2 separate regions of the Mus musculus genome follow, and region 1 is linked to region 2. The links are chromatin contacts, found by Hi-C or POLR2A ChIA-PET in ENCODE. All regions are on one chromosome and are shown on one strand. Each heading gives the region's core, a stretch centred on a gene start or an enhancer-like site at or near the end of the contact. The rest is flanking DNA. Distances are from core to core; before and after follow the strand shown.

Region 1 (5,509 bases), core at 1,023-3,522, 56 kb before region 2:
AAGGACCACCGCATCCTTCCTACCGCAGCTCCCCCAGTCACAGACAATGAGATAACAGCCACGTCCTCCGTAGGCTCTTTGTTCTCCCGCATCCTTTCGTTTCCAAGCTTTTTCCTGCAAAGGGGAGGGGGGTGGAGGGTTCGGGATGTGGGTGGAAGTGGGAGACGGAGGGGTGCCTCCCCCGTGTTAATTACCCCGACTCCCTCACTCCTCTCCTCGCGCTTCGCCTCCCCTGCAGTTCCAGACAATGAAAAAACATCAACCCCACCTCGCCCCACCGCAGCGAATCCTACCCACCCAGTTCGCTCTCAGCTTCGCCTAGGAAACTGAGGGGGGCCAGGAGGAGGGAGATGACGGAGAGGAAAGGGATGGGAAGCAGGGGCCCAGCTACTGCTGCCTGGGCAGGGCTTGTGACCGCCGCCTTTACCTTGAGTGTAGGGTCCGGGTGTAGCCTGGCCGGGCGTGCCGCAGGGCAGAGCTGCTGCGGTCCCTTACCAGGATCTGTGGGAATCAGCCTTCCGGAACTCTCCTGCTGCGGTCCTCTCGCTTAGGTCCCAAGTGGTGGATGGGAAAAAGGAAAAGAAAAAAAAAATAAATAAATAAGAGCGAGGCCCATCTGGCCCCTCATCAGCCTTGTCAAGTCTTGCATACGCTAAAATGCTAATGACCTAGATAGCTCATGCAAAATGCAGCAGGGAGGGACAGAGAAGGAGGGGGAGCGAAGGGAGAGCGAGAGAGGGAGGAGTGAAGGGAGAGGGAGGGGGAGACAGAGGGAGGAGGGAGACTGGGAGGGGGGAGGGGGAAAAGAGAGAGAGAGAGAGCGCGCACCCCTACATGTTCCCCCACCCCACCCGTCAACCGGTTTTACAGAGGTAAAGGGTGGGTGTAGATTTTAAAAGGTCACCCCTATAGAATGTAGCTGGGTGGGGTGGGGGAGAGATCCCCAAATCCATAGGGACAATAAAATATTATTTTAAGACCCCTCCCTCTCTGCTCTCCATCACTCTGTTTACACACAAGTCCAGTCACCTTATGCATGTACATGTCAATTTCACAAGACTGCTTTCAACAGACACCCACGTTGCCATTCCCTGAACAAACCCACCCAGTGCACCAGAGTGAGGAAGGTGCTTCCTAACCCACAGACCTCCCTCACCTGGTCCATCCCACTCCCTACTAGTGCCTTATCCTTTCAGGCAGTCGTCCCCCCCCCCCCTTTCTCTTTTCTAAGCCTTCCCCATTCTCCTTCCCAATGGCTCAAAAAAGCCAGGTAGAGGGCATAGAGGACAAGTTAAATCTAACTGGATCGGTTCCGTTCAGCTTCCCACCCACCCCACAGGGTTGGGGGACACAGTCTTTACCTAACACTGACCCTTTTAAAGCATGCCACAAAAATCAATAAAATTGAGTCCGAATAACCTCAGAGGTCCGCAGGTCCGGCCGGGTACTGTTGGGCAGCGTTGATCTCTCCAATCGGGGAGCCAGAGTTCCGCGCGTCCCAAGACGCTTTGTCCCGGAACCCCCGCACAATATCCTCATCTTTTTGTTCTCCTTTAAAGGATCCTGGTTGCAGTCCGCCGCGTTTCAGCCAGTCCAAACCAAAGGCGGATCTATTGGAATAAAAAGGGATGGGGATAATATACACGCAGATGGATGCGGGAGAGTAGTGGAGGCTAAAGTCAGCCCCGCAAGCAAGGAGCGGCCTCCCTGGCCAAGCCCCAAGTGCTTCCTCGGCTATTGAAGGGAATTGCTGCTGGCAGGCGCTGATGCTGGCTCCACCTGGCCGGAGGAAAAGCATCCTGGCGATGACCCTGAAAGAATTAAGACACAAAACCAAAAAAAAAAAAAAAAAAAAAAAAAAAAAAACCCCAAACCGAACCAAACCACCAAAACAAAAAAGCAAAAAGCCAGAATCCTCCTCTGGTGAACCAGAGCACGCGTGCAGAAGAAACCGCTCTGCTGGTGGCCGCGGTCGAGGGGGAAGGATGCTAGCGCAGGAGGCGAAGGTTGCAGAGGCTGCACCCTCAGATGAATAATAATAACGCGCTGAGAAGTTGCAGTGCAGCTTGGAAATCCAGCCCTGCGCGTGAACTCGCGTCGAGTGCGGATTGCAGGGGATGGGGGAGAAAGGGGGGGGGGTGAGGAGAGAAGAGAGGGGGAGGGGGTGAGGGGATTGAGAGGAAGACAGAGAGAGGGACGCAGAGAATTTAGTGCCTTTTCTTTTAGTCTTACCAAGAGCTGATCTCCTTCACTGTCCTCGTTGGGTGAGGCCGAGGTCCTTTTTAAAAATTATTATTCCTTTAACGGATTATTCAGCTAAGAGAAGCCACATCTGCTGACAGTTCCGAAAACAAGAGGATTAGGAGTAGGTCCACAGAGCCCGGCCCGCAGCCCCCCCCCCCCCCCTCTGCACCAGCACACGTCACTCTCACTGCCCCCGGGCACCTCCCTCTCCTCGCTCGGTGTTCGGGAGGGTTGTGCCAAGAAAAATGCGGATTTGGGGAAAGTGAGAAGTGGGGGTGCTCTCACGAACGGGAAAGCCAAGGCCGGAGGTGGCGATTCGCACCCCCACACTTACACTCGCTTCCGTTTATCCGTTTAGATCCTGGGAGAAGTGGGTGCTTTCACCGCACCCACACGCGCCGCATCTGCAGTGGTCAGAGCCCTCCGATCCCTTGAAGCCACCCTGGCCGCCCCAGACCCTGCCAAAGTCCTCTGGGTGGACTCGGGGGGCTCAATCCTACCCCTGCCTGAATAGCTTCATGGTCTCCAGTCCTCTTTTTCTCAGTCCCCTCCGTGCAATACCGCCGCTAGCCCACTCCCGGTTTCTTGAGCTTCGGTCAATGGAGTGGGGAGCTCGGGGGCACTTGCACACCTTCTGCTTGTCGTCCTCAGCCCGAATTGCCGGGCTGTAGCTCAGCCAGGCTGGTGAGGATGGAGCTGGGTGCTGCTGCGGTTGTGGTTGCTGTCACTGCGGAGAGCGCGAGGCTGCGGGGCGGTGCGGCGACCCGAGCGCCAGTGCAGCCTCCTCCTCACCCCTCCCTAGGCTGGCGTCTGGGCAGGACAGTGCTGGGGGTGGGAAGACGAATGGCGGAAGGTGGGGGGATGGAGGACCATAGTCTCTTGTCGCCCCCACCAACGCCCCCCCCCCCGCAGTCAAGGTGAAAGTGAAGGAGAGCGGGCGCGCGTGCTCGCGCCTCTAGTTGCGTGCGCGCGCTCCTCCCCTGCCCGCGCCCTCCCGCCCGCCCTCGCCCGCCGGGGCCAGATGGACGTCCGAGATTACAGAGGCACAAAAGTGCGTCTACACGTCCAGCCACCCGTCCTGCGGACGTGGAGAGCCACTTCGGGGAGGCGCCTTTTGTTGTACTTGTGTGGCTGTGTAACTGTTTTTCTTTTCCAAGAGCAGAGTTAGCTGTGGCTTAAAGAAGGACCAAGAATGAATGTCCCCCATAAGAGCGAACCAAAAAGACCTTCCCCCACTCGAGCCCCCGCGCCTGCGATGAGAAATCTGTCTTCCCAAAGGGCTATTGCGGCAGCCGCGAGGCAGCCCCGACCTGCTCACGCAGGCCCATCTGCTTTCCCTACGCCTGCTTTTCTTTGATGACTTAAAAGAAACAAATAAACAAACAAACAAAAAAAACTGAACTGTTTCTTGGGCTATGTTGAATTCAAGACATCTAGACAGGGGAGAACAAACTCGGAAAGCTAAAAGCAGTCTTAAATGTTGTGGCTGTCAATGGCCAGTGCAGAGGGTGGTGGCCGCGGCGCCCACCTAGCCCTGATGGACCTCCGGGGATGCCCCCTGGATGGAAGGCCATTTCTGTTTCTGTCAATTGTTAGGTAAGGACCCCAACAGAAGAACGGCTGTAACAAAACCTCCCCCATGTGCTGTTTTTTGCTTCAACACTGTGTGGCTAGAAGCTTAGGAAATAAGCTGTTTTTGTAAATTTCTAGAATTGAGAATCTTAGGAGGGGTGGGTAAGAACTAGAAAACATCCTTGTGACGGATTTTAATTAAAAAAATGTAACTAGTTGGCAAAGGCCCCTCGCTAGGCAATCTTTCTGGGAGCACTGACCACTTTCATAATAGTCCCCACTAAATCGCTGGTCTCTCTCTGCGGTGACTTGGTCTTACTTACCACCATTTTGATCAAGGTTTTTAGCTTTAGGACTATTCTAATGTTCTGTCTATAAAGCATTCCTCGGCAGACAGTTTCGAACCCCTGCACCAGGAAAGGGTGGGGCTGTGACTTGAGGTCTAGTCGGTTTTGACTGAAGAGCAATGGGACATGGAGGATACTTTCCTGTGCTAGACTGTCAGATAGGCCTAGGGTTTTGTTTAGCTTAAGAACGTTTTTAATGCAATTCTCCTGCGCCGTTGCGGCATTGCGGGACGCTGGCTCTCTCGTCTTGCTGCGTGGGGCGCGCGCGCCGGGGTGGGGGTGGAGTGGGGGAGCGGAGACCTGGTTTTGTAACAGGCTCCGCAGGCCCGAGTGGGAACGCCTTAAATGATGAGCCCAGGGTTAAAAAAGAAAAAGAGAAAGGGAGTGGGGGGTAGATACGGCAGCTGATGCTGAATTAATAGTTAGAGCATACCCCTGGGACTTTCTCCAACCAGGGGGTCAGGAGTCCTTGCCCCTCCCCCAGCCACAGATTTCATATCTGTTTTTAACCAGTCTGAGCGGACGGATGCTGGGCCATTTGTAATGGCTTCTTAAAACCTAAACCCTTGGGCTTAAGGGCTGTCTATGCGCCTGATCAAACTCACCCCAAGTACTAACACGTTAAGAAATTACATTGTAAAACCTCCCCAAATCGGATTGACTGGGCTGTTTGGGGCCCATATGGCTGGACAGCTGGACAGCTCCGCTGAAAAGACACCATTGCCCCACGGATGGGATAAAGCAGGGCTTCCCCAGAGAGCTCAGACATGACCTAAGTATTAGCGTAGCCTGGGGTAAAGACTGAGTTAAATCTCTCTCCCTTCTTGAGGTTAAAATAAAGACAACAGAAATCAAAAGGGGAGTACTTTTGAATTCATTGTGAATGGCGTGCCTCCTGCTGGTCCCACCATAGGAAGGAGAAGGAAGGAAGACTGAGAGGTGCCCTTCAGCTGAGCACATGCATGCGAGTGGGTAAACGGGAGGGGCAGGAGATTGGAAAGAAATATATTATTTGCCAAGCCGTGACATGTGTCAGTGACATTTGTGGTTCCCTGTTCAGAGAAGTAGGGTTCTGACCTCTCTCAGCTGATGCTCCAGTGTTAACCATGAACAGTGTCTGAGTGCAATCTCCACAGTGAGAAGAAAGATGGAAGCCGGGCACACACACACACACACACACACACACACACACACACACACACACGCAGAGAGAGAGAGAGAGAGAGAGAGAGAGAGAGAGAGAAGAGAGAGCCCATTATGAAATGCAGCCGGTTTAATTTTTAATATGATGGCGGAGCCTCTAGCACATTCTTCCCTTGTTGTTAGCATTCAGGAGGAGTCATTTA
Region 2 (5,329 bases), core at 2,509-5,008:
AGAGGCATCAAGAGTGTAGCCATCTGCAAACTAGGACAGGCTTCAGAAGAAGCCAGACCTGCCAGCACCTTGATGTTGGATTCCCAGCCTCTGCACTAGGTGAACTCTTTGTCCTTATTGGTTCTGAAGTGCAGTGACCATGTGCTGGCTGAGACTAAATATGTCTCTCCTATTGTAGGGTAGGTGTACCCTGCAAGGACTGTTCCGCAGTATCTGAAGATAGTTTTTTTTTTAATTATTTTTTTAACTATATTTTAATTATATAACACTATGTGGATACTGGCAGATGAGTGCAGGTGCCTATGGAGGCCAGAAGCATCAGATCCCCTAGAGCTGGAGTTATAAATGGTTGTGAGGTGCCTGATGTGGGTACTGGGAATGAACCTGGGTCTTCTGGAAGACCAGAAAGTGCTCTTAATTGCTGAACCATCTCTCCAGCCCCCTGGGGATAGTTTTGATTCTCACGACTTGAGGGAGATGCTACTGGCATAGATGGCAGAGGCCAGGGCTGCTGGGGAATAGCCTACAAATGTACAGAATGCTTTCACAGCAAGGAGATACCTGGCTAAAATGCCAAGAAGACCAAGAGTGAGAAGTCCTGCTGGGTGATCCAGCAACCGAGGAGTGCTGAACTGGGGGAGTGGCTCAGAATGCTTGCATAGCACAGCCTGCTCAGTCTTGGGTTTGATCCCCAACACTGCATAAGCCAGGCTTTGTAATCCCAGCACTCAGGAGGTAAAAGCAGGAGGATCATAAGTTGAAGGTCATTCTTAGCAACATAGCGAGTTTGAGAACAGCCTGGAACCCGTGTGACTTTGTCTCTAAAACAGTCAATAAAATGACTGGACAGCCAGATTGATGGTGGAGTTTCCATTTCCCTGACAATATTCTGTGAGCTGGATTCCTCCTTCCAGGGTTCTGCTAACTCACTCTAGGACTGACGGCACACACATCCTGACAGGACAGTGTTGACCCTTGGGAACACTTTGCAGATCTCAGGTCTCAGTACCCATTCTCATTAGGGCATATTTCCAAAGCCACACCACCTATCCAGGACCCAGAAGGCCCTGCTGTGGACGAGGCTGGCATTGGCAGTTGATTGTACTGTTCCCTTTCTCAGCTTCTAACCCGAGGGCTGCAGTACTCAGGCGATTCTCATCAGAATCTTCACATGCCAAGTTCCTAAGTCTGTAAAATATTGTAAGACAGACTCTGTGTGTGTGTGTGTTTTAAAAAGGGGGAGGGAAGGAGGGAGGAAGGGAGAGAGAGAGAGAGAGAGAGAGAGAGAGAGAGAGAGAGAGAGAGAGAGAGAGAGAGAGATTGTGTGTGCTGAAAACCGCATATTCAAACCATTGCCTATTTCTGCACCTCATCCTGCCAATTACAATCTGCTTGGTGGTGTGAAACAGACAGCCGGCAGGAGTGATGGAGACAGGAGGCCCGGTGAACAAGGGCTTTGTGCATTCTCAGCTTCAGAGAGAATGTTCAGCGGGGCGGACAGGCATGTAACTGGCAGGTTTAGGAATCAGTAAAAAACCAAGAGCTGGAAGTCCTAATTTATCGTCTGTTTCAATACAAGGCTAGACACAGGCTATTTAATATAATGCATTGTTTTCCAGTGGAGGAGAGTGGAAGTTATTGATGCATTACAAATGCAGGCAAATGCATCTCATAAGCCAAGGGGTAGGTAATAACAATTGCAGAAGACTAAATTTGACTTTAATCCCCTGAAGAATGGCATGCGCGCAGCTTAAAATGATAAAAGCTAGAGGGGGTGGGGAAAGAGGAGAGAGAGATGGGAGGGCAAGAAGGAGGCTGAGGGAGATGCTCAGGGGAGGGTTGGAGACAAACAGAGAGAGATGGAGAGAGAAGGGAGAGCTGATTTTTCCTCTTGGGATTGTGCACTTCTTGGTTAGGAAATAAAGTGGAAATGGAAAGAAAAAGATTAAAAAGATCTTGTTTTGGTAAGCAGCACCCTGCTTGGCAGGGTCTGTTTTTTGCAGCAGGCCTGGCGTCATGCGCAGTCAAGCGGCTTGGAGTGGTTTAAAAATCTTCCAATCCCTTAGATAATCCCAGAGGCAGAGAAAAAGAAACTCTGGGTCCATGAGTGTATAGGGCCTGGTCAGTGTCCCTCTCCCGGGGTCTCTGGGAGCCTGGCTACAGTGGATGTGGGTTAGAATTCCTCACCATGGAGAATGATATTTTCGATGTAGAGGTGCCCTGTGAACTCTGGTAGGGAGACTGAATGATGGAGATGCAAGGCTCTCTACTGCCATCTGAGACATAAAAGTGACTTTAGAGTAAATAAGCACAATAGTCTTGTCCAGGACTGTGTGGGGACATGGTCCTTTAATCTCAGCACCTAGAGCAGAGGCAGGTGGATCTCTGGAGTTGGGGGCCAGCCTGGTCTACATGGTGAATTATAGGTCATCCAGGGCTAGAGAGTGAGACCCTGTGTCAACAGAAATTCCCAAACCCATACTGAGCCCCATTATAACTGACCAGGGAGTTGAAATTCTAGGTGAAGAATCATGTGATAAGGAGCCTCTTAAGCCCTGGTAGTCTACTCCTTGGTGGAACGGGATCTAAAGTCTGCCATACTTATCGGGGATGCATTGATACTCCCATGCACCTCTTTCTTTACACTTGTACTCAGCTTAGGAGGGACTCATTGTATTCCCCTTGGAGAGAGGAGGAAACTAGGGTACAGCTGATGGCGGCGGATGGGAGCTTCAGACCTCGGTGCACAGAATCTGCTTACTGCATTTAGTCACCGAAGGTGTTTCTTCTGGGGTGAGCAGAAGTTTGTTTTCCTTTCCACTCCCATCCACTGAGCGGTCCCTGGTGATGCTGTGCCCGATGTTGGCTTTCCATTATCAACACAAGTCACATTTGCCTGGTTTATAGATGTGTTTGCAGGGCACCATCTGCCTTCCCTGGTGATCCAGTGACAAACAGAGGGAGAAAGAAGATTGGCACCAGAAGAACTTCCTGGAGCAGCTTTGGAACGGTGGCAGCCAAGTGTATCCAGCTTGGGTCATGGAGCACAGAGTCCCTGGTCATAGCTGCCTGAAGTCACTGACTGTGAGCCACTCAGAGATAAACAAATGGACCCACTCAGTAGAACACACGGTGCCTGTATCACCCCATCTAAGTGCTTCGGATGGCTGAATGCTAAGGGGAGCCAGTGATTTCACTTCTCTAGGCTTACCCCGATGTAGTAGGCCCTCACTCAACATCTGCTAACTATCTGATCTGACAGCACTCAGCCTGGTGCTGATGCTGCCAGTCCATGTCTAGGGAACTGCTTAGCCTGCAGAGAGAAATCCTTTTCATTTGGAAGAATGAACTTGACCATTTGCCTATGACTATGGGGAAGGTAGACCTCGTGGCCTAGAGTCTCACTCCCTTGCAAGTTGGCATGTATTTTTGTATTTTGTGTCTCCTGGCTGTTCACTCATGAGGAATGATAGGGCCATTGTTTGGTCCTGGTTTCCTTCTGGGAAGCGACCTCCTATCCAGGATAGACACACACTTAGGATGCTTTAAAGAGAGATTAGCTAAACTAGAGCAAACAAAATGCACAGCATGCCCTGAACTGGGGTAGATAAGTTTCTTGTCTTCCTGAGAGCCCGTTCTATGGGTGGCAACTTAATTTTCTTCATCATACAAGCTTGGAAAACATCAGAGGTATCTTTGTCCTCTCTTGTGACTCCCACACCCAATCTGTCCTAGTGAGTTTGAGTCTCAAAGCATGTGTAAGGCTGGCTCAGGTCTTCCTGTCTCTTATCTGATCTGAGCAGTTACAGAAGCCCCTCATTGCTATTCTTGCCCCTAGCTTTCCAATATCTTTAATGAGTAGCCGTTTTTTTAAACTGTGCTCACCAAGCCTTAGGCTCTCTCAGCCCAGTGTTAAGACCTCACCCTTCAGTGAAGGATCAAACAGAGTCTGGATGAGGCTCGTGGGCACTCAGTACTATCCAACCAGTTCTAAGTTCTCATTTAAAATATTTTTAGAGGTCTGAGAAACGAAAAAAGGCTCTATTTTTAAAAGCTGTTTTCGGACTTTTGGGTGAGATTTCACTTAAAGAAATCTGTGGCTCAGATTTCTGGAGGCATTGTGTTAAGTGAATGAGCCAGGCTCGGAAAGACAAAAACCCCACATGTTCTCACTTAGATATAGACTCTTTAAGGTGATTTCACAGAAGGATAGAATAGAATTGCAGCTCTGAGGGGCTGGGAAAGAGGACGGCTAGGGGGGAGGAAGAAGAGACAATTGGGCAGGAGGGATAAGTTTTGGTGTTCTATAGCACAGCAGGGTAACTATGTTAACAATTCAGTGAATGTTTCAAAGTAGCCAGTGGAGAGGATTTTGAGTGGGTTCAACACAAAGAAGTGATAAGTGTCTGAGGGGAAGGGATATTCGGATAACCTTGATCTGAATTTTGCTACACATTGTATTTGTATACTGAAGTATCACATTGCACTTTACAAAGATGTACAATAATAATAATAATAATAATAATAATAATAATAATAAAACATGTTGCGGTTATAAAATCTCCCCACAGGCTTGCGTTTTGAGTGCATCCTGAACACTTCCTGTGACAGATGCTACTTTGGGAAGTGGTAGAAACTTGAGGAGATGTGGCTTATACTTGGGGCTGTGTCTTGCCCTGGACCCTTCCTGGGTTTCTCCACTATTTCCTGTTCCCCTGTTCTGCAAATTCCTTTTCTGCCGCTTATCTGCAAAGAGCAGGGTTAGGTCCTCAACAGTTCTTGCTGCTAGGATGCTTTGCCCAAGGTGACTGCAGTCTCTGGGCTGTAGGCTCCAACGTGGCTCTGCTCCCATGGCTTGCTTTGCTTGGGTATTTCATCACAGCAAAAGTCACTGAAAGGGAAGGCAGCAGAAATCTGCCATTAAGAGGTTTGAAAAGGAGTATTGTCCCAAATAAAAGACACTACTGAGCAGGCTGTGAGCTGTGAGGCACAGCCTTAGTCTAGTCTTGAAGTTTGGTCGTACTAATGTGATTCTGTTGGTTCTCAAGGCGTAGTAGGACCTAGGACACTGGGCTTCCTTCAAACCAAGGGTAAGAAACAATGGGACTGAGGGAATGAGTGAAGGGCAGGATTGGGAAGGCTCACGTTGTTTCTTGGAGGCTTGTTAACAAGACGTCAGAAAGATAGACCTTGGAAGGGTCTGTGCTGAAGCTAAGCTTCATCAGGGAGTCCTTTTGACACCCCACTACACATGTCCTGCGGTCGATGTGTGAATATGCTTCACGGAAGTTCACAAAGGGAAGCCATTTCTAGAGAAGTCTCACCCTGT

Evidence for each region. Hi-C counts contacts between places; a loop is a spot of excess contacts on that map. ChIA-PET counts read pairs that join two places held with the same protein, here RNA polymerase II (POLR2A).
Region 1: a map of left cerebral cortex shows a loop between it and region 2 (5-fold over the local background). The contact joins the promoter of Mir124a-1hg here to the enhancer-like site in region 2. A Hi-C loop is called at or near these places in 5 of 37 maps with a recorded cell type or tissue (all left cerebral cortex). POLR2A ChIA-PET finds 5 or more read pairs at or near these places in 1 of 5 experiments (embryonic stem cell).

The regions. Positions count from the first base shown.
Region 1 is chr14:64,584,878-64,590,386 of GRCm38, reverse strand. Mir124a-1hg (Mir124-1 host gene (non-protein coding)) reads right to left here and starts at 2,272. Exons shown (of 4, transcript NR_040709.1): 1 at 2,233-2,272; 2 at 1,420-1,610; 3 at 428-546; 4 at 1-114.
Region 2 is chr14:64,530,175-64,535,503 of GRCm38, reverse strand. No RefSeq gene overlaps it. Among named protein-coding and RNA genes, the nearest start is that of Mir124a-1hg, 55 kb to the left of the region's middle. Within about 2 kb of position 3,758, at least 1 of the 3 ENCODE cell types and tissues checked has a DNase peak (open chromatin) inside an H3K27ac peak, as active enhancers do; it is left cerebral cortex, where a contact is called at or near this core.